3 separate regions of the Mus musculus genome follow, and regions 2 and 3 are each linked to region 1. The links are chromatin loops, found by intact Hi-C in ENCODE. Cell type or tissue: heart. All regions are shown on one strand.

The links. Hi-C counts contacts between places; a loop is a spot of excess contacts. Peaks named below come from ENCODE experiments on the same cell type or tissue, not always from the same donor. Only the 100,000 strongest peaks of a DNase experiment are listed, where the experiment ranks them.
Region 2: it touches region 1 in a loop (1.8-fold over the local background); 5 of 42 quality-filtered maps call a loop at or near these places.
Region 3: a loop joins it to region 1, with 2.0 times the contacts of the local background. A loop is called at or near these places in 2 of 42 quality-filtered maps.

Annotation. Positions count from the first base shown.
Region 1 is chr9:92,271,114-92,279,113 of GRCm38, forward strand. It overlaps Plscr1 (phospholipid scramblase 1), which reads left to right. Exons shown (of 9, transcript NM_011636.2): 9 at 416-1,448. The coding sequence ends at 475. Plscr2 (phospholipid scramblase 2) reads left to right here and starts at 4,489. Exons shown (of 8, transcript NM_008880.3): 1 at 4,489-4,900. In heart, no CTCF peak of the experiment used is centred here; DNase peaks (open chromatin) are centred at 4,598 and 5,378; H3K4me3 peaks cover 303 bases; H3K27ac peaks cover 1,821 bases.
Region 2 is chr9:92,461,614-92,469,613 of GRCm38, forward strand. All of the region lies in intron 1 of Plscr4 (phospholipid scramblase 4), which reads left to right. Among named protein-coding and RNA genes, the nearest start is that of Plscr4, 8.2 kb to the left of the region's middle. In heart, no CTCF peak of the experiment used is centred here; no DNase peak of the experiment used is centred here.
Region 3 is chr9:92,327,442-92,335,441 of GRCm38, forward strand. All of the region lies in intron 1 of 1700057G04Rik (RIKEN cDNA 1700057G04 gene), which reads left to right. It also overlaps the pseudogene Gm15493. Among named protein-coding and RNA genes, the nearest start is that of 1700057G04Rik, 22 kb to the left of the region's middle. In heart, a CTCF peak has its summit at 3,154; no DNase peak of the experiment used is centred here.

The sequences.
Region 1 (8,000 bases):
ACCCTGCCAAGGTTTCCAACTGAGAAGGCTCCACCAGTGCCAAGTCAAGAGCTGACTCTGGAACAACTCCTGTAACGAGAAACATGAAATCACTAGAAAGGACTAGCAAAGGTTCAGGAAGTACGAAGGGAAGATTTCCAGGGGATATGAAAAAGTAGTCTCCAGAGAATTTGTCAGGGGTCACCAGACTCGTACAGAACAGAAGAAGGGGGTGGGGGGGGGGGTGGGGGATTTAGTTGATTGCCCTTAAAATGCAAAGAGAAAGGCACAACTTACTTACATAGCTCTAGCTTCCCATTGTTCTCGAGGCAGGCACTTAGTTTTGATAAGTTCCCTTTGTATCTGGGATTTGTTCTCTGTCTTGTTGTCCTAAACTCTTTTCTCTCTCTCTCTCTCTCTCTCTCTTTTTTTTCAGGATTTCATGTTTTTTGAAAGAACTGGAAACGAGGAGCAAAGATCAGGAGCATGGCAGTAACTCCCTGAGAGTTCTTGAGGTTTAAGGACGACAACTTTATGGACCCTGAATGGAAACTGAGGAATCACAAGGCACACACCGTGGCTTCTTTTCCTTTACTGAAATAACTTTCTATCAACTCACCTGTGATGCCTGGGTGCCCTGTTGTACAATTATGCTCCCAAATTAGAGTTTATTTTTTAGAATTCTGTCATGTATTTGTTTTTATACATTCTTAAGGTTTTCACTGTGAATTTGGGAAAACAGTTATGTGAATTTATATACATAGAAATGATCTTCTCTATGAAAACATACTTTGACTTTGTCTTTCGTTTCCCATTTTTGTGGAAACGTAAATGCTATTGTAATTTAATATAAAATTACACATTAAATATAATTATGATTTACACAAAAGAGTTGATGTTACTTTACAAATACTACCCATTTAAAACCTTTAAAACGTTCCTGTTTCATTTACCTTAGGGTTAACTATTACTCAATATGGTCATTAATTAGAAACAGTAAATGTATTTCTCTCTTTAGAAAAATTCAACATAGTTATGTAAACCTACTTCTATACTGTTCATACCAGTATTTATAACATAATAATTTATTATAGCATAATCTGACATATTATAATACAATAATGCCATACATACACATATTTTCATATGTGTGTTTCATATAAATATATACAGTTATTTTCTCCTGAAACGTTTGGCTCCTGTATTCTAATAGTTTTAGAGTCATCAGTCAGGCATTTTGCCAGTGAACGTTACCTGAGATTTTATGGAGTTGTTCTTTTGAAGAATTTTCAGGGCCTTTTTATAGCTGAGTCTGGAGACAGGCCTGACAAATCAGGAAATTCCCTCTGGCTGAGAATTGCTTAAGGTGATGGCTTTTCTTTCAAGTCAACCCCTAGATCAGATAAGTTTTAGTTTGTGGAAATTGATCTGTTAAAGGTGCCCTTTGTATAATAATAAAGAGCCTATGGAAACAGGGTTTGGGCTTCAGTCCTTAAGAGGCTGATCTCCCTGCCTCTTGAGAAACCAAAATTTATGCTGCACTAGCTCTCTTTTCTTACATCAGTTGCCCCTGAGCAATCCAGAACCTAGGATTGCTAGTGGATAAACAAAACTCCAAAGTCAGCAGTCCGTAGCCTGCTGTGAGTTCTAGATTCTTGGGAAGGGCCTGCATTTTACTTGATAGGAAGAGAATTCCTTCCCTCATTCACGCACTAACTGGTCCTCTAGTTCCTGATTAACCCAAACAAACCTGCAGATGACCAAAGTCCCCATCTAGCTCTTAGGCTGTCAGGGCTCCTTTGTCCCTGTGCCCTGCTCTAATTCCCAGGCTATTCTGGCTCACAAGCCTTGTCCTCCAAACTCCTAAGGTTCACTCTCCCGTTTGCTTTTGGAATTTTCCAAAGACATACCTGGAAGTTTGATTTCCCCGTTAAACCCCTCTACCTACAAAGTGATGGAGTTCTGTGCTTTCCCTGTGCCCTTGCCTACAGTTTTCTCCACCTCTGGGTGTTGCCGGTAGAACCCAGGACCTTTGGGAGAGATGGGCACTCTCCCAATTCAGCTACATCCTTGGCTAAGGTCTTGTTAAGTCCAAAAGTGCTACACGGAGACCACCACTCACAGATGCAATTGGCAAGAGTGTTATTATTTCTAGAGAGCAAGAAGCCTGCATGCAGAGGTCAGCCACTTACAAAAAATAAAAAAAGAAGAGAAAAGAAAGGAAAAAGAAAAAGAGTTGACTCCAGACAAAGGTATGCAGGCCCTTTTCTAGGGGAATTTTCGCTAGTGTTAGGTAATCTAAAGCCTCAATGGTGGGTGTTGGGGATGTTACATGGATTGGTTTGTGACTGGCTTGTGACCAGGTGGTTAGTGGACTGCATTCTTGTGTCATGAATGTTTAACCCCAGAATGAGATACACACAGCATATAAGGCTGCCCAGCACAGATATATCTCCATCCTTGTGGTCATCCCCACGCTGTTTGCCTGGGGGATTTTATGGCCTTGTTCTTGGAATGCATGGCTTTCCTTTTGAAGTCAGGCCTAGTTCTAAAATGGTGTGTATGCCATCTTCTCCATCTGTCAGTTATGAGCACACTCAGTCCTTCCTTCTGCAGTAGCATCTGTACCGTGGCTATGGACGACTGTTTCCATCTAGGGTTCTCCATGGGGTCCATTTTCTATGCCAGTTAAAGAATGAGATAGGTGGGTGGGGGAGGGGGAGGGGCTAGGGGATTTTCGGAGGAAAAACTAGGAAAGGGGATAACATTTGAAATGTAAATAAAGAAAATATCTAATTAAAAAAAAAAGAATGAAATAGCAGGAAAAATTTCAAGCTTGACAAGTACAAAAAGGAAAAATCTCCAGAAAGCAGCTGGACGCAGCCCTTGAGGAGAGGCCTGTACTGGGGGTAAGGAAAATAGATTTGGAGCAGACACACAGAGGAAAGAAAAGACCCTGGAAAAGCAGGAGGGGAAGGGGATGCCCAAGTTGAAAACCCACTTTTCTCAAGAGCTCGTTTTTGTTGTTTGGTTTTTTTTTTTTTCCCCTGAAGAGTCTTCCTCCCCTAGTTCAGGGCTTGTCATTTTAAAGATAGACAGGATGGTGGATCGGTCCACAACTGTTATATAAACATGGCCTGATCTGATCTGGTGAACTTGTCCAGAGAATCCATCAGCAGGGGTGAGGGGATGAGAGGCTAAGGAGAGGAGAAACCCTCTTTGAGGCCCTTGGTTTAGGCTGACTGGTTTTCACCTCTGATCAAGGGTGAGGAAGAAGCCTTTCATTATGTAGTCATGGCTCCCCCGCTCCCCCCCCCCCTTTGTCTGCCTATCAGGAGCTCTACTAGTCCCTCTCTAGAATTTTTATCTGTTGAGGAGTTTTTAAAAATTCTGTAGTCATTTTGTGGGGAGCAGTGAAGGGAGGCAGGAGAAACAGTCCAGCTTTGTGTGAAAGAAAAGCGAACTCAGGAAGTGAGGTGTCTGATGATTAACAAGTACACTTAAAGTTTAGACTTTACTGTGGTTGAGAGGTCACGAAAGCACTGAAAAGGGAGAGTCCAGAGTGCACCACACAGACAGGCTGAGCTGGGCCATGTGAGGAGAGGGGAGGGGAAGAGGAAGGCAGTAGAAGGGAGATAAGAGATGGTCTGCCAACTAAGGAGGGGATAGCCGGGGACAAGAGACTGGCCAAGAGGGTAAAGGATAGACCAAAAAACAAAACAAAACAACAACAACAAACCAAACAAACAAGGAAAACACCTAAAAAACAACAACCACAAACCAAACAAAAAGCAAGGCAAACCAAAAAAACATCCAGGTAACTTACATGATTGGATTTTATAGGGAAGAGCAGCCCAGCCTGTTGGCTGGAGGAGAATTTAGGGTACCAAACCAAATATGGCAGTCAGGCCCTGAAACGGGTAGGGAGTGAGGGATGCAGGGAGAACCAGGTAGCCAGCATTCAATTTCATATGTTAATGGAACTCAGCCCTTTGTCTCTGGTTTGAGACCTACTAAAGAGACTATTTCCAGCTTTTGTACTCAAGCTTGCATACTCTTCTCAATGACTAGAACATCTACAAGACATATATGTTAAAATTAGACTCTGCCTCCAGGTAGACAAAACACAAGCAGTCTTGTGGGTTTGGCTTGATATGACTAGCTGTTGCATCTGGAGAGCACTCTGGGTTGCCGTTCTGGTGCCATGAATATCGAGTGGCAGTATTTAATAAAGCCTCTTATTAAAACTTACCTGTGGTGGTGGTGAATCTCGGAGTGACCCCAGACCCATAACAGTCATAGGGAGACTCCGTCTCAAAGAGGCTCATTCACCTGAATGTGAACAACTGTCCCAAGATTGTGACAAAAATATAATAAGGAAAAATAATATTGGTGGTCCTACCGGCTCCTGCTGGTACTCAGTAGAAGAAGTTAGGCATTTGAGAACTATCGGGATATGCACTCTGACTCTCCTAACACAAAACAAAACAAAACAAAACAAGAAGGAAGGGAAAGCATTCCTGAGTCTCCTTTTGAATCAGTGCCAGCATTTGAAGAATGCAGTGGAGGTCAGAGTAAAGGGAATGCCAGTAAGTGTTCCTTTGGCGTTCCAGAACTGTGCACAGACCAGATATTCATTTCTACTGAGAGCCTCTGCCAGGAGCAGCTAACAATTCTCAAAGGACTTAGAACTCAGACAGGGTTTCAATTTGGTTGCGTATCTTTCCAGTCAGGAAAAGGAAATCTAAAGACTCAGGAAACAAAACCTAAACTGCCTCAAAGTCCAGGTGCTTTTTCTCCCTGACTTTAGTCTAGTGGAGTAGTGCAGCACCTATGCCTTTCTGAGAGGAGTCTGGAGAGCTGAGTCGCTGCTGGTGCTAGGATTCTAGGAATTCGCCTCACTTGGAGCTGCATGAGAAAGGTAAGCCAGATGCCCTCTAAAGAGATCCATGACCTTCACCGGACCCAGAACTTTTATAAGCCCTGCGAAGAGAAATCTGAGGGTGGAGATTTAAGCTGGAAGTTAGGAAAGGTGACCAAGAAGGTGACTGGGAAGGGGAGGTGGGCACACGGGCAAGGGAAGTACCTCTGCCTGGAGAGGTAAAATGTAGTTCAGTCAGGTTTGTCTGTGGGCAGGTAGGAGTTTCGGGTTATTTTCCTGTATCTTGTAACAAGCAGCCAGCCAGTTATTCACTTGTCCAGTGGATATTGCCTTTATGTGTTCTATTTCTTTCCATTTCAAGCCTCTTGGTTGTAAACAAAATTTCCTGTTTTATTAGGAGAAGGCTCTTAACTTATTGGAGGTCAGAGGCACCTCTTGTACTTTTGTAAAACAAACAAACAACCCCGTTAATTTTAGACACAAAGAGGCCGAAAGTACAGCGACTCCTCATGACTGAGTAATCAGACTTTGACAGCTGGCAGTTGGAACCAGTACCTGGGAGGTCTCACACATACGTTCAAGAGTAACTTGGCCCAGATAGCTCACCTCCAAGGGCCACTCTCAAAAGACAGTTATAGCTATAAACCATATTATTTAACAAGCAAGTGGAGTACCCGCATATCTATAGACAAAGCAGGAGCGTTAAGGCCAGTAATTGTTCTTATCGGTTTTAGTTAGACACACATTCCCTTTTAAGAGGGTGTTTTGAGAGTCTGCTTGCCTCTTTCTTGCAGCATATTTTATTAACCTTTTACGAATATCATTTCTGGTCTAGTGACTGCTATTACCTTATGCCTCTGCTTGTTATCCCCCTGGCCAGAGTCTATACCATTTGTACAGGGTGCTTTAAGCCAGGAGCTATGCCACTTATGATACCAAATGAGAAGATAATGGAGTTGCATATGCCATAAATAATACCTGGGAAGTAGTAGATGGCTCTTTTCTACTTATTTTTCTCCTACCTAGCATCCCATACCACATCCTGTCTGAAAAGATCACATGAGGCCCCAGTTCAACTTAATAATACCATTTCACAGTTAAGTGCAATCCTTAATCAAGGCCATCGAGGAGGGGGATTAGAGAAACATATCACAAAGCCTGCTAGCTATTGAAGGATAAGTATTAATTGGAACCCAAACTAGGCTTGGCATTTTATAGTACCAAGAGCTCAGAAAAGACAGAGCAGACTGTGTGTGCCCACACTGCCCACTCAGGCTGCCTGAGTGTGACCCTCTCTCAACTCCTTCACATCCGCAGACTCTGGACCAGTCTCCATGTATACTGTTTCAGCTACTCTTACAAATTACGCAACAAATTCTATTACGAATACAAGTTAAAGTCTAGTACAAGACCTAATAGGTTAAATTGATTTTACATCAATTAGTATAGGTTGTTAGAGTAGCTGCTGCTACCATAAAGGACTAGGTGACAGTTGGCTTTTATTATGTCAAATATTTAAATACTTAAATAAGAAATGTTTGTATAAATATGTGTGTGCATGCCCATTCTCTACAATTTATGATTAATATCACTCAGCTTGAATGTCTGGGTGTTAATTAAAATAAACAGTTTTTATTATTTATTTATTTATATTTAATTATTTAATGTTTGTTTATTATTCTAAATTTTGTTTTATTAAACACTTAAAATTGTTTCTTACCTTAGGAGAATTAACATGGCCAGGAGAACAGATCCAATTAAAAGGCTGTTCTGTCCTTCATAAGAAAGATGCCTTGATTGAAGTTGCTAAGAATCTCCCTAAAACTTGATGGATGTAGTTTGTTTTGTGTGTGTGTGTCTTCTGGTGAACTGAGCAAATAAGCACAAAGGATTTTAATCATTTTAGTTCGTGTGACTAGGGAGCTAAATGTTATCAATAGTTACTTTTACCTCATCGGTTTAGTATCTGTTATGTGGAGGAAAGCAGATGATCTGGAACAGTGAGGAAGGAAGCACAGGCTTGTCCAGGGAGGGTTCGCAGGGATAATGAAGTGACCAAATAAAGGCACTCGGCTCTTTTCTGCAGCCCTTTGTCAATAGGTGCTCCTCCTGACTCTCTTATGTTAAGACTCATAGTAAAGTAACAGGGTAGGAAGAAGGGAGCAGGAACGTGCATCAGTGAACATATTTTAGAATCTGTTCTGTGTAAAGAGTGGGCGGTTGCCACTTGGAAATGTAACCCTCATTTATTCCCATTAGGTGCATATAGGGCAGAGACCACCAACGACTTAAGATCCACCTGACACACAGCATTTCTTTTTTACATATTTCCAACTTCCCAGCATGCTCTTGGGTCCTAATTTGCATTAGATTTCTCAGTTAGTCAAGCCAAAAGATGAGATCTTCTTAAAACTAGACAAGAAATATTACCGTACATATGTATAGATCTACAGTACAAACGTTATAATCTTAATTCAACTGTTAACTCAACTGAAAATAAAAAATTAAAATTTGAAAATTTTAATATAAAATAAGGAAAACTTGCCTATATTCCTTATAGAAGTCATTGATGATTTGCCATTAGGTGTACTTTTCTGACAAAGAGGCAAAGTGAAAATAATGGTCAGTCATCTTTGAATTGTTGTTAACATTTGTTGGAAGTTTTCAGAACCTTCATTAGCCAAGCAGTATCAATGAAGAATGATGTCTTATTAAAAATTGGGGAAGATTAAAACTTTACACACAGGTTAAATATGTCGCATGTCACGATCAAAAGGGTTCCTACCCATTTCTACCTCTGGTTCACTGGACTCTTCACCCAAAGGCTTTTAGAAAATTGCTAACCATCATGGGCCAGCCACCAATTTCAGGTCTTTCTGAAAACTCCATATGGCACGAGAGTCAAAGCCAGAGGTTTAACTGGATAGATAATGCTAAATCAGATAACTGAAGAACACTAGCCTACTGGTCTAGGGAACTCCAAGGCATCTTGTTTGAGCCAATCAGTGAAAATGGGTTGTATTCACAGAAGGTCTTCTCTTCTCCATCATGGACAGACACTGTAAATCCTTTCGTTTTTCTCCCTATTAAGTTAATTTTGTTTACCTATTCTCTTCTGAAATGTTTGGCTTTGTTTTGT
Region 2 (8,000 bases), 190 kb after region 1:
TTTTAAACAATTCGGACAGGTATGATGTTAATTGTCTCTGGGTTTGCTGCTCACTCTGCTTCCGTTTTAATTCATCCTGTATTTTGGAATGTAGTCTGCCTGCAACCCACAAGATCTTAAGGAAATAGTCTACTGCACAGTTTTTCTTTGGAAGGATTCATGGTATGACTAAAATAAGCAATAGTTTAGGTTCTAAATGCAACAGCCAGTTTTGATTTTCGTTTTGTAATAGGTTCATTCATTCATTGAAAAGTGGCTTCTCTGTTTTCTTGGAGGGTTGAGTTTATGCAAAGAAGTTTTACAAATATATGTTTGCATATAGGTCTAATGGATTTATCTGCATGACATTTTTTACCGTCCCCCTTATCTTGACAATGAAAAATCCCCATCTACACTGCCTGCTTCTGGTACTCTTTTAATGTCAGCCTTTGTACCACCACCTCTTCCGGCTCAGAACTATGAGAGGTGGCTATTGGGGTCTTTTAGTGACCCTTCACAGTCAGCCTCTCCACTACTGGTTCTCTGGGCCTGAAGAATCCCATAATACAAATCAATGCTTCACATCACAGATGCCAAGAAGCTAGCTGAAGCTATATACACAAAAATATATACATCCAAGTTTGATATCTGGCAGACTTCCAAGGGCTCTTTCCATATGAATTCACTATGAAGGAGTACTTCATAACAACTTTTATTTCCAGGTGATCTTTTTTTTAATGTTCAGATTATAATATGCCTATTACAGGAAATTTAAGGAAGAAAGTGTTGTGAGGTTTTTTTTTTTTTTTTACAAACTTTCTCCTTTTTGTATTTTAACAAACTATAGTGTAATAATATTGAGTTACTGGAAACATTACATGTTTCTGGCAAGAACATTTGTATCTATATTTCCCTAGATTATTAGTTTATGATGTTCCACTGTGAGGTGCTCTCCCAACCAGCATGCTACTGTAGCGTGTAGTTTAGAGTTGCTGATGCTTGCTTTTAATCTGCATTTGTTTACAGAGAATAAAAACTCCACTTAAAGCAAAACTATTAATTAATCTCTGGACTTAAAACAGAAAAATTACTTAGGTTCAAGAAAGAGGCTTTAGCCGGGCGGTGGTGGTGCACACCTTTAATCCCAGCACTTCGGAGGCAGAGGCAGGTAGATTTCTCAGTTCAAGGCCAGCTTGGTATACAGGGTGAGTTCCAAGACACCCAGGGGATATACAAAGAAACCCTGCCTTGAAAAACAGAAGAAAAAATAAAGAAAAAAAAGAGAAGAGAAGAGAAGAGAAGGGGAGGGGAGGGGAGGGGAGGGGAGGGGAGGGGAGGGGAGGGGAGGGGAGGGGAGGGGAGGGGAGGGGAGGGGAGGGGAGGGGAGGAGAGGAGAGGAGAGGAGAGGAGAGGAGAGGAGAGGAGAGGAGAGGAGAGGAGAGGAGAGGAGAGGAGAGGAGAGGAGAGGAGAGAAGAGAAGAGAAGAGAAGAGAAGAGAAGAAGAGAAAAGAGAAGAGAAGAAAGGCTTTAGAGAACGACCCATTAGTATGGTCTCCTTGGTTGTTCCCTTAGCTTTCCTGCTGTACTCACTTGACCCTCCCCATCTCCTCCCTCTCTCTTTCTCTAGCTTAGTGGTCTTCTGTCTGATCACATTTTGCACAGCTTTCTCATTTTTCTAGAGTTCATAGTGACTTTCCGAGAAACTGTTATACAGAGGAAATGTAGAAATGTCACATTTTAATTTTTAATCTGCTTGCCTCATTTGTTTTTCTAACATAGCTGTCCTAGCAGGAAACTCCATGATAACTTGGAATGGAGCTGTGCTTTTGGTCTTAGAGAAAGCAGTTTTTCTTGCTTCTTCTTTTGCTAGCTATGGAATGCTTCTTGGGGGTCTTGGCTAGATTAAAGAAATCCCATTCTCTTTCTAGGTTATCAAGTTTGGCTTTATATTTTTAACCAAAAAAGGAAATTGGATCCCTCTGATGTTTTTATTGCGTGCCTATTGAGATTAAGTGAAGTTTTGCTATATTGGTTGATTTCTATATGGAATTATATTATTGGTTATAAAAATACGCTAATAAAGGTTTTAGAAAAAAATTTTTAAAGAAATACATTAAAGTAAGTAAAATCCTATATTGTTATTGAGATAATTCCTGCTTGTATACAGTGTATATATATTGATATGGCTTGATTTTGTTCTGTAGTGTTTTGTTAGCTTCTGAGGTCAAGTTCTTAAGCAATGTTAACATAGCTCTGTTTTCATAGTGTCTTAGTCTGGTTATATCAAGGCCACCCTGACCTGACAAAGCTAATTAGGATACATTCACTCTTACTTCTGGGAGATTTGTGAAAGCTGAACATTCATTCCTTTTGTAAAAGAATTTTGTAGTTTATCAGAGAAGTTCTATGTTCTTAGTTTCTCCCTGTGGGAACGTCCTGCAATGCTGACTCATTGTCTTGCTATAATTCTGTTCTTATTTCTGCTTCTTACCAAGTCACCTTTAGTGGTGGGTCCTTCTAGGAATCCTTATGTTACTTGGTTGATCTAAACTCTGTGTGTGTGTGTGTGTGTGTGTGTGTTTTCGTTTTCTATAGTAAGGACATTATAGTATGACCTTAAAAAATGAACAAAAGCAAAATTGACAGAATATGTGGTGGGGTTCAAACCCAGGACCTCACCCATGCTGAGAATTCATTCCCATTGAGTTGCATGCTTGTCTGTGTTCCTTTATTTTTCTATAATTCATCTCTTTGGTTTTCTATAGCTTCTCTGTATGACTGGATAATTTTCATTGATTTGCTATTAACGTAGTAGCTCTTTACACAGTCTACATTTGTCTATTGATTTCATCCAGTGATGTTTAGATTTCTGTTATTGTATTTGCTCAGTGCTAAAACATATCTACTTTTTATATCTTTCATTACTTTGCTGAGACGTTCAGTATTTGGGATATTTTTAAAAAACATTCCATTTTATTTGATTTTAGTATTTGTGTCCATGACGCATGTGTGTGGGTGCTCGTGTCCAGGGCATACGTGTGGAGGTTAAAGGACAACCTTGAGGAGTCAGGCCCTTCTTCCATCCTGTGTGGGCTCTGGAGAGCAAACTCATGTTATCCTGGTGTGGCAAGTTCCTTGACCCAGTGAGCCATGTCTTGGTCCTGGAGAATTTTTTTTTATACCTAAATTATTTGTAAGATAAGTCAACATTGCCATCATCGTAGCATTAATACCTTTTCATATTTTTCCCTAGGAGTTTTCTTGTCCTTTTCTAGTCTTTTTTGTGCTGTAATTCTGTGGTTTTTCCTGCACATTTTGAGTATTATTTAGAAGAACCTGATTCCTGTTAAACTCCATGGAGAAAGCCGATCAGTTCACTGTTTGGCCAGGCAGTGCATGTACTTGGTTTGAGGCCCCCCATTCTTGGCCAGCTTCTGAGTGTGTGACTTCAATGGCAGCTTTCTTTTCTCTGTCATTCAGCTAGCTCTTGAGTGGACACAACCCAGCACTCAGTCTCAACTTGGGAACTCTTCTCTCTTGTTTGGATCTCCAGGCCTTTGTTAGGTTCTGGGAAACATTATTGGGAATTCTTTAGAGTCACCCTTGCCTACCCAAGGCAGAACAAAACAAGCATACATGTCTTGAAGCCACCAAGTACACCCCATGTGTTTCAGGCTATTCTGAGGCCAGGGGTTCCAGAAACTAAAAGCTTCTTCCCCTGTGTTCCTGCCTCTATAACCAAAGTGGTCAGTAACCTTTTCAGTTATGCGAGTACGTATTTCAGTTAAGTTGCAATATTAAATTAACTGCCCAAAGTCAAGACAGACTCAGCAGTCTCACAGTTGCCAACAAGAATTCCCTCACACCAGACATTTGACACAGGTTTGAGGTTTCCAGATCACTAACATTCTGACAACCTAATGAGTCCAGCTACCCCTTCGGGTGTGGTCATTTTCTATAATAACTCACGGGACTCAGGACTCAGAGCTCTCCAAGTGAGTAAAGCTCTACTACAAGAAATGCAAATCAAGATTAGCCAAATAAAAACACATGTGGGAGGGGCTAGTGATTTCGAACCCTTTCTACACAACCTAAGGAGCTGGATTCAATGCCCAGAGCACACACTGTAGACAAAGAAACAGACTTTTGAACGTTGTGTCCTGACCTCCACACATTGCCATGCCTCTTACAGAGCTGTCACCTGCATATGTGGCTTTTGTGTCCTAAACACAAAGCATCCATCTCTTTACCTAGGGAAGCTATGAAACTAACTTGAGACTGAGTGCTCTTTGTATTGGGCTTTCTATCCATAGGCCTGACTGCTAAAACCCTTGGCTATGTGGTTGAACTAAGTCTCTACTCCCCCATCTCCCTAGAGGTCAGACAGATAAGAACATTCTAACCCTCTGAACATGTGATATGTTTTTCTGATATGACCAGTCCACATCATGAGACATCCCCTCTGCATAGCCTCATGTGTGATCCCAAGGGTATAACATGTATAACAAGAATAACCCTGTCATTGAGACATCCCAAGAGTTTAGAACCCACGACAAGAACAGTCACACTGGTTTGTTGTTATCTAGCACTAAATTACACATATAACAACCAAAGTTTAATTAGTATCACTTTCAGTGGAGGTAGAAGAAAATATTGATTTAGACAGTAGCAAGACCTAGCAGATATGCATTTTTTAAGGCTTGACAGATTTTCCTTCATTAGACAAGGTCTACAAATTTCCTTAGAGCTATTAAAATAGTAACACATTCACCTGTCTTGGGTCCTATGACATATGAGGCTAAATGTGAACAGTTGAAAAGACTCACAATATCTTATTTAACCTTTTCACATTCACCAAATGTAATATGACTCCCACACAAATACAGCATCGCTCACCAAGGTCTTCAACTGTGAGGACTATGCTAAGACACTTTGTTGATTCTCTATTCCAAGAGCAGAGATATTGAAAATACAATGAGCTTGCTATGGTGGCTCAGGGCTATAATCCAAGCACTTGGAAAATCTAAGCAGGAGATTCTCCATGAGTTCAAGAACTGTCTAGGCTATACTGTGAGTTCCAGGCTACTCTATGCTACTGAATGGCATCTTATCTCAGAGAGAGAGAGAGAGAGAGAGAGAGAGAGAGAGAGAGAGAGAGAGAGAGAATCAAAGACAGAGACAGAGACAGAGACAGAGAGAGAGATAGAGAAAGAGAAAGATAGAGATCTTTAATATCGCTAACATTTTGTTCTTTGTAAAATATACTGCTTGATAAATTCTGTCAGCCAACATTTATCACGTTTTGGGCTGCAACTAGGGAGCATGCTCCTTTGTATGCTTACAATTCTATCTGCTAGAGCTTCCCTCTGTGGGAGAGGAAAGTGTCTGCCCAGAACCCACGTTGGTCTGGCAGTTGTTTAGCTGGTACATGTTGAGCGACAGAGTGCCAGGGCATGTCAAACAGTACTGCTATCCATACACAATTTCCTAGTGATTCAGTAATAATACCGAGCATCTGAGGATTGTCTGTGGGCCTCACACTGTCTCTATGGAACTATTCATTTTACAGCAGTACTTGGAAGTTGGCCCCACATTCACTCTTTCTGTGACAAACAGGGCAACCTGAAATAGAGCCTGGTTCTCATGGTCACCTCAGTGTCACACCATAGACCTGGGCATGTGCTGTGAGCACATGTGTTGCTGGCTTGCACTAGTGGGTAGCTTCCCGGTCTTCTTTTCACCTCCAGGTGTCTTTACGTGAGGATTAAGGTATAAAAAGGATATCGTGGCTCAGAAAATTTGCATGTTAGAGTCAGTAAACAGACAGGGGACTTGGGTACTTCCTATAGGGCTTTGCTAAGTTAGCGGACATTCAGGAGGAACTGTCTATCCTTCTTGTCCTTTTAAAAAAATGAAATACTAAAAGACAGCCAGAGGCCAGGGTTTTAGAATGCATATACCAGTTTCTAAGCCTTTGCCTGGAGACTCTCACCTGGCAATCAAAGAAACAAAGAAACAAAGAATCAAAAGAAAAAAAAACCAAAATCAACCAAAAAAAAAAAAAAAAAAAAAAACCCTCCCTCCCAGAGATCAGCACAAGTCCAGTGTTTCACTGTGAATTTCTGACCCAGCTTGGGTCTTGTGACTGAACTTTCAAATCTCCATGTGTGTGTTAGAACTTCTGGTTTTGTGGGCTGCTGTATCATTTCATGATTTGCACAAACGAAACTTAAAGAGCAATCTTCTGTGTCCGTGTCTCAGCCAGGTTAGCTGTGCTGCGCAACAGGAAACACATCCCTCAGTTCACAGTTTATTCCAGGATTAAGACAGAATGCTTGCCTCTGGCAACTGGGAATTATCCTGCTTACATAATATGCTGGCAAACGTTATGCATAAGAAAAGAACAGCAACATAGGTAGGTTAGAATGTGCAACATTTAATATGTGTTCTGTTGCTGCCAGACTTCATTTAAAGTAGCAGCTGCAGCTGCCTTACAAGGATGCAGATCCTTGCCCAGCCTGGCATTGTCTGTGTCCTAACTCTCATCTCTCTGTGATGGTCCAGACATCTGTAGATACCCTGTGTGAATCATATGTCTCCGAATGCCAGGATGTCAGCAGGACTTCCTGGGCTTTGGTATACTAACCTGAGATGTGCCCCAGTTTCGAGAACTAATTTCCAGAGATGATGAAGGCAGAAGCCAGTCTCAGTGTAGGATGCACTTCACTGTTGCTGATTGAGAGAACATCTGAAACAATTTACTAGCTAATAAGGGAGGATTAAGATGACAGAATTCTTTCTTGTACCAACTGGAAATTACTGTGCTTACATAATATCTTGGCTAGAATTGTATTGTAAAACTTTATAAGAAAAGAAAGAGAATCGAAGTTGATGAGAAAAGGCTCTAGTGGCTAGAAGGGGGGAGGGGTGTGAAAGGAAGCTTGGCTCCTCCAGTCTGTGAGGTGATATGTATCCACATTCTGCTTTGTTTCATTAGTATTAGTTTATATCTAACGTTTAATGGATTTTGCAGGGATGGGGAGGGGAAAGGGGTTTATTTCAGCTCATAGTTCCATATCACAGCCCATGGCAGAGATCATAAGGGAGTGCTGCTTATTGGCTTCATCTCTTCTTGACTAGGGGTAGCACTACTTACAGTGCACTGGATTCTCCCTCATCCATCATCAATTCAGATACACCATAAGTCAACCTGGGGAGGCTCTCTTCTCAATTGAGGTTCCCTATTCCCACAGGACTCTAGCTTGTGACAATTTCATATAAAACTAGCCATTTACAGTCAGCTTATACACCCAGAACTCCTTGACAGAAGGGAAACCCAATTCTTCCTGAGGAAGGACCCTATAAGAATAATACTGGAAGTTTTACTGTTACTTTTTCATCTCTGTTTCTTCAAAGGATCTTTTAAAAGTGACTTTTACTTCGTGATAGCTATATACTAAAGGAAAGAAATTAATCATACTATTAAAAAACTGCTACACACTGACTGGTTCTGAGTTGACATTATTCTAGGAAACCCTCAACATCCCTATGGCCAACCAATCACAGTAGGAGTATAGAGAAGCCAACCAATCAGAAAGCGTGAGCTTCTGGAACCCAGATATTCTGAGTGGGGTCTTATATAGAAACCAACCAATCAGAGTAGGGGCTTATGAAAACTAAATGATCATGGTTTATAACTGAAAACCTTCTCCCAGTCAATCGGTGAGTGTGAAAACATACTCCCCGGAAATCCCCTTCTTCCACAATGCAGGAATAGACATGTTTAGTAACTAGGAAAATATACATACAGATTCCCTGATCTGTGAGGGAAGGGATGTTAAGGTGTAATAGTGCGTGTTTTAAATCTCAGCACTTGCAGTCTGTGGCAGGTGGATGGCTGCGAGTTTAAAGACAGGCTAGGCTACATTGCCTGTGTCTGGCCAACAGGGCTACAGAGAAACATTTTCTATTCCTCACTAAAGAGAGTGTGGGGGAAAGAGGGAGAGAGAGAGAGGAGAAGA
Region 3 (8,000 bases), 56 kb after region 1:
TGAGCAAGAGTATCATTCAACAACACTTGGTAAATAAGGACCTTTCAAAACACAAACTGAGAATCCATGGTAAGTAAAGTAAACTTAGAAAACAAATATTTGATAGAGTCCTATATTCATAAGCAAAAGGAAGTTAAATAACATCCCAAAAGCACTTGAAAAATCCAACCAAGGGGTAAGATGCACAAGATACAAATACATAGGATGCAATGTTATCAATGCGACCATCAAGCCATGCATGGTAAATATAGATAAAGGGGGAATGTGTATTCCCATAATTAGAAGAAAATTACAAAAACATCAGTCTTTACCTATAAATAATACATTGAAAGTAAACATCACATTTTGAAGTAAAAGGACTCAGACTGGATTAAAAGTTAAAAACAAAAACCAACAATACAAGAAAACCACACGCCAAGTCAAGAAAACCACATGCAGAAAGTGTAAGGATGATATTCTTAGAGAGTGTAATCTTGAGTATACTAGAAAGAGCTACATTTATGTTTGGGGTCCAGGTAGACTTTAAGATTAAAAGTCAAGAAAAAACAAAGACCACTAAATAATGTTCAATGGATCAGTTAAGGAAGATATAATCACATATATCTATGTCCATCTAATGTGGACTTTATAAAATAGTACCCAACTTTATAAAATAGCACCATTAAGCCTTAAGTGAGAAATATGCTCCAACGTAATATTACTGAGGGAGTTAGGCATCTTACTTTGATCAACATATAGATTATATCATTTCAGCAAAGAAATTGCTAAACTATACTGTGAATAGGTAAGAGAGTCATTTTTTACAGCCAGCATCTGGAGATCACATTGCTGCCGTTAGCACATATAACTTTATCCAGACTAGACCATATATTAGGTCATCAGTAGGCCATAAGACAGTCACCAAATTTCCTAACACATTCAGACATTTTCTGATCACGATGCACAATGATAGAAGTGAACAATAAAAAAGTTTGAAATTACACAAACACATGGAGACTGAACACTATATTTTGAACAGCATAATTGGTCATCAAAATATAAAAATTTAATTTTTAAAAGTTTTCAAAATAAATGAAAATACATTTCAAAACTTAACAGGATACAGCAAGTTCCTACTGAGGGGTGTGTATAGGGATAATTTCCTGTATCAAAAATAGAAAGATTCCAGATAAAGAACATGTTGAATGCATTTCAAAGATCTAGATAACAAAGAATAAATCAAATCCCAAATTAGTAACAGGAAAGAAATCACAGATAAAGCACAAATAAGAGAAGTAGGCACCAAAAACAAAATATGAATTTAAAAATTAGCCTTTTTTGAGAACAAAATTGGCAAACCTTTAGCCGGACACATCAATATGAAGGAAGAGAACAATGTGGACACGCACGCCAATCCTAACCCATAAGCCATTTCCAGTTAAAAGCCACTTGGAAATGAAAATCTACTTTATTCTCGAGAATTTTGTGCATGTACATAATGAAGTGTGATCATATCTCAATGTATTTAAAAAATACTAAACACTTAAGGGAGAGATAATAAAGGCTCTCAAAAACAGAAATCTGTTAGGGATGAAACCCCTACCGCCTCCCTAATTCTACTGGGCTAACATCACTCCCCGTTTTCAGTGGGAGAACTATAATCCAAACCGCACCACCACACCAAGATGCTATCCTCCAAGGGCAGGAGTTCTTATCCAGAATGCTAAAGATAGCAGGTCTGCTATTGAGGATATACAGAGACAGGAGAACATGCATACCGTATGTGTGGATATAATTTAGTATAGCCATTGCGGGAAACAGGATACAGGTTCCTTAAAATTTTCCAAAATGTATATCACAAATTTCAAAAGCTAAATTCCTAACATTTAACCACAAGCAAGAGTCACAAACAGTTTAACTTACACTACAGGTCATTTAAAATGTTAATCTGCAGGTAGCCAATGTAAACATATCGGCTTCTCATTCATGCCAGTGTTTCAAACACAAGGCTTTCCAGCTTTTATTTCTCAGCATTGAGAAACAGTCCTTTGTTTCTTGGAGCATTTCGTAGTTCTTGACTATGGAGGCAACCTGAAAATTATTTTCCCACTGGAAGCCAACTTTGATGTGCTTCCCAGAAAAAAATATTATGTGTGTGTGTGTGTGTGTGTGTTTGTATGTGTGTGCATGTCTGTTGATTTATTATTTACATCTATTCCCTGGGTTTAAATAAAATGAAGCCTACAGAAATATGTGTTACTTAGTGCTGAGGAGTATTTTTATAACTGTCATTTGGTTCTGAATAACAGTGAATAGATCCTGAAATGATTGACATGACCGGACCTTAATTAGGATTTGTGTAAACGTGTACTCAAAATTGTTAAGGAGGTTACTTAGCTGAAAAAGGCAATTTGAAAAGATCTAAGTTTGACTTTCATGACTTGATTAAAGTCAGTTCATTTTACCACCACTGAATTCTAAACCACACAACCAACTATAACAAAGATAAACTAATAAATAGAGAAAAGGGGAAGAGTGCTCACACCTGTCCTTCTCTATGGACAGAGTTAATGAATTCACTGATGACAGAAAACCAGAGGGCCCAGGCAGTGTCTAAACAGAAGCCAGTTATCAGGAAAAACCAAGCAGATTTCACATATAAATAATTTAGATTATATTAAGTGGAACTATATAAGCATTTCAAAATCTATTATATTTCTACCCCAAAGAAAGATTGAGGTAGAAAGAGAGGAAGGCAGAGTCATTCAAGTTGACACTGGGCAAAATTTTCAGGTTATGACTACACATTGTATCTTTCTAAAGATATAAGCAGTTTCTAAATGCTATACAATTGAATTTTTCCATAGGGAAAAAATCCTGGTATAATGTAGAGCATTTTGAAATACCTTATTTCAAAACATGTATGGGTAGAAAATAGTAAGGAAATAAGAAAAGAACAAAACCTCAAGCACATATTTCTGTAATAATTAGGCCAGTAATGAGAGTCACCAAGTACATACGATATGTCAGGAAATACAATAAGCACTCTATCTTAATTCTAGTATCTTTATACATCATTATCAGTGCTAAAGAGATGATAGCACAGTGAAAGAAACTGAGGCAGAATGTTAGAACCAGTGTAAACCAGCATAAAATAACTTAGTTCATACTGAGACATGTGGTGGTCAGGAATTGTAGTACCAGGAAGCATTTGTGGACTCCAAGAGACCAATCGGGAGGCCATCTGATGCAATCACAAAAGGGTCTTCACTTACAAGCTCAAGCTTTAACTCTCCACAGACCCACAGGACAGCTTTGGTAAAGAAACCCTGAGCTCTCGTTGGGACAAGGTCTTACAGAAAATGGCAAGTGAGGGGTGAGTGTTTCTAGCCTGGCACCATCTAATTGGGGAGCTACTGTGGCCTTTAACATAATTAGCTGGTACTGGGTGCCAAACCATAAACTTAACTTCTGTTTTTCCTGACTGGTAGTTGTTGGAAGTGAAGTGCCAGGAGCAGGCTTGTAACCTGGGGGTGCAAATTTGTTGGGGGAATATCCTGGAGACTGCTGCTAGGCACAGGTCTTGTTAGAGAGTAACCTAGAAACTGGTGCTAGGTACCAACCTGTTAGTTTAATTGAGTTCAAACGTAGGTCAGGTTCTCTAAGGTGGAGTCTGAGCCCAAAACATTTGATCTCTCTGATTCATATTTACATTTACAAAAACAGTGAATTCTATGGCATTTGAAATACTACCGTGTGGTGTGTGTGTGTGCATACATGTGAGTGAAGGTGCCTGCAGAAGCCAAGAGAGGATGGTAGATCCTTGGATTCATAGTCATAAGCATTTGAGAGCTGCCTTACACAGATGCTAGAAATTGCACTCAGCAATTCTACAAGAGCAGTGTCTTAGTTAGGATTTATTGCTGTCAAGAGACACCATAACCAAAGCAACTCTTATAAAGGAAAACATTTAATTTGTGGCTGGCTTGGAGTTTTAGAGGTTTAGTCCATTATCATCATGATGGGAAGCATGGCAGCACTCAGGCAAACATGGTGCTAGAGAAGGAGCTGAGAGTTCTACTCCTAGATCGGCAGGCAGGAAGGAGAAGACTACATTCCACACGTAGCAGAGCTTGAGCATATATATGACCTCAAAGTCCACCTCTACAGTGCTGCAATTTCTCCAACAAGGATACACCTACTCCAACAAAGCCACACCCCCTAATAGTGCCATGTTCTATGGCCAAGCATTCAAACATATGAGTGTATGGGGACTATACCTATTCGAACCACCACAAGCAGTATGAACTATCAACCAAGAAACCCGATGTCTGAAATATTTTTAAAACAATTGTATAGGTTCATTGAATCTCTTCCCTCAGTATATACTGTTTGAATATGTAATCTTCAACCTAAATATTGCCCATGAAGAGTAATTCCCTACAACTGTCATCTATATGTGTACACAACAGGCAGGATAGTGCAAATGGGGTGAGAGTTTCAAAGACACAGGAAAGGTTCCAGACCCAGGAGAGATGAGTAGGCACACTGAATCCTGCTCACCAACTTAATACAACTAAATACCCAGGACAGGACACCCAGCAGCTCTTTAAGGATGCTAGAAATAAATGGAAGGCAGGAAATGGATTAAGGACCTTAGGTTGTTTTATAGGTCTCCTTGAATATTCATCCTTAAATGGGTTTGGTTCCCAGCTTTAAAAAAAAAAAAATCTCTGGAATCTATAGTCCAAGTTCAAAGGCAGAAGAAAAAGAAGACCTTATAGACAACCATGCCCTGAAGGGTACAGCACACCTAACTGTAAAATGCAATCAAAAGTGCTATGACTGAGTGCAGGAGTGGATTATAAGTGAGGTGTAGCTTGTGGTGTGGTCTGCCTGGGTTGGTGGGGAGGGATGGTGGCTATATTTTAGGTTCAATAAACAACACAAATGTAGTAAGAGCTAGTTACAGGTGGCTTCACACAGCATTTTTAACCAACTTCTAGTAAAACAATAGTTCATAAATGAATTGCCTCAATTTTTACATAAGTAACAAGCAAACCAAAGGCAATAGACAAACAGCAGCACCTTAGAGCCTGTTACTCTCATCTGCTTGCTGGGGTCACTGAATAGGCCTTTCTTCCCTACTGTGCTCTGCAGTAGTCTGAGTTGCTCCCTCTCTCAGTGATGTAGGAGCAAGCAAAGGCTGGGAGAACAAAAAGTGACTCGATACCAAATGTCTTAGGGTTTTCTGCTGCTGTGAAGAAAAGTCATGACCACAGCCATTCTTACAAAAGAATGCATTGAAATGGGGCTGGTTTACAGTTCAGAGGTTTACTCTACTATTGTCTCTTTGGGAAACAAGGTGGCATGCAGGCATGATGATGAAGAGGTAGCTCAGTGTTCTATACCTGGATCTGTGAAGCAGCAGGAAGTGAATGCCACACATGGCTTGAGCCTCTGGAATCTCCAAGCCCACTCCACCCCCTAATGACACACTTCCTCCAACAAACCACAGAAATCTCAACAAGAACACATGTCTCCCTTCCTTTTCCTCCCTCCCTCCCTCTTTCTCTCTCTGTCTCTCTCTCCTCTCTGTCTGTGTCTCTGTCTCTCTCTCTGTCTCTCTGTTCTCTCTCTGTCTCTCTCTGTCTCTCTGTCTGTCTCTCTGTCTCTCTCTGTCTCTCTCTCTCTCTCTGTCTCTCTCTCTCTCTCTCTGTCTCTCTCTCTCTCTCTCTCTCTCCCTCCCTCCTGTGTGCTAATGAAATGTGATCATTTGGCTCCGTCACCACCAGATTGGTCTCTTCCTTATGTTCTTCCTTCAATGATGGACTGTATCCATCTCTGGAACTCTAAGCCAAAATAAACATGTTCTTCCTTAAGTTCCTTTTAGTAGTATTATATCAAGGATGCTTCTGGTAATAGTCCTAAACAATTGTTAGGTTTGGAATTAGGAGGAGGAGAAAGACTTTTGTTCAAATTCTTACTGTCTCAGCTGGGAAGAGATGTCAACCAGAATCTACAGTTAAAAATCTCTGTCTCATTCTCAAATCTTCATGGTTTTTCCTGTGTTTTAAAATCCTACCTCCTATAAGTTACGTGGCCCCCTTTGTCTGCTACCTGCACCATTCCTTCTTCCCCTACTGTGATAAAGGGACACAGAGATTAAATGGCCCAGCAGCAAAGGAGAATTGTGATTTCTGATGGAATGATTTCAGCAAAGATGTTCGTAAATGTTAACAATGCATATGGGATGTGATGGTTCTTTCTCCTAGAATTGCACTTAACTGTTGTAAAAGAGCATATGCTAATCAAGTTGGGATGTAAAATTGTATTAGTTATTATTCTTATGGTAAGTTATATAGCATGAATTCCTTAACATAGCTTTGTCAATGTTCTGTGTGTGTGTGTGTGTGTGTGTGTGTGTGTGTGTGTGTGTGTGTGTGTTTGTGTGTGTGTGGTTTGTAATTTTCTCTTTTGTCAAAAGAGGGGTAGGAAACGGAGACCAGATAATCCTGGGTTCGGGGGAAGGGGCATTCAGGGAACCCTTGCAGGCAGGGCCTGGGTAGAAGAGTCCTGGACTTTCCCATAATCCTTTGCAGGAAACAGCAATGCAGACAGATAAGGAGGTGGAGTGAGGCAGGGCCCTTTGGACAATGGCGGGGTGGACCAAGGGGCTTGGGGGTCACTCTAACATGCAAAGCCCAACTGCCCCATAAACTAGGTTGCTTTTGAAGAGCAACATACATATAAATAAATAAGACAAGCTGCACGCACATATGCGGAGAAGGCACTCCATTCCCTACTGGCCCAAAGATAGGAGTCAGCCATGTGTCTGCCACCAAGTGATTCTCTGAAACACACCAGGTGGTGGGGCCCAGCAGGTTAAGTCTTCGTTGGGATGGCTGCTTGGTCTCCAAGGTGCTGCCCATTAAGCACCCAAGCCACTCTGAGTCAGATCCATGCCAGTTGGGGGAGCCTGTGCTGTGAGTGCTGGCACAAGACTGCCTGGCTAGAGTCCAGTCTCTCCTCTCCAGGGGTCTGGGGTATAGGGGTGCAGACAAAGGAGGGGTGAGGGGCTCACGGAGACATCCTCTCCCCCACCCCACGGGTTTCTGGCCTCCTCTCTTATCTCTCTGCCTCAATGGCAGAGTGGGCCCTTGTTTCTAAGGTGACCCGTTGGGGAGCCAGGGAAGGCCAGTCTGAAGTTGGCGAAGGGGGTGCTCGTGTCCACAGGGGCGGCTGCGACTGGTGGTGCTGTGGGCCTCCTGGGGGCGAGGCTGCAGTTGGCCTGCTGGGTGTTGCAAAGCTGCCAGTGGCATGGGGGAAGTGCAGTGGGGGTGACGTGACCAAAGTGGCCATTGGGCTGCAGCTGCTGCCACCACCATAGATGCTTTCAGAGGTCTTAGGATAGGAGAACATGGTGAGAACATCAGGGAAGTTGGGGGGCGTGGCAGGGGTGTTGGCCGGAGTGAACATCATCTGGTGGTGGTGGCTGTAGGGGATGTTGGTCTCCTGGAAAAGGGCACTGAGGGGTGTCTCGAACTGCTACTGGGCTGCTTGCAGCAGTTGCTTTGCCTGATCGGCTGCTTAGCCTGTTATCAGCATGAACTGGTTGATCATGACCTGGTGTTTGAGCCGGTCCATGTTCAATGACATGGCACCGCCACACAGTTAGCACGCAGCTCCGGCCTCTCTGTGCACTAGCCTCACATGCCCACCATTAGCGAGCCGGCCCCAGCTAATCCCATTCATTTTCTTTATTATTTTTTTATTTTTTAGTAAAGTATAAGTGCTTTTCTCTTCTGTGTCTTTTTGGGGTTTTTGTTTTTGTTTTTTTTTGTTGTTGTTGTTGTTGTTTTTTAATTTATAAGAATGGGGAAGCAATTGTCGGGTCATGTTTAATTCAGCTAGAATACTGTCTGATCATTTCTACAACTATCTGATGTTATTTCTTGGAATAGATCCATTAAATTAATCAGAGGCCTGTAGAGAAAAAGAGCAACAGGAAATATGTAGCT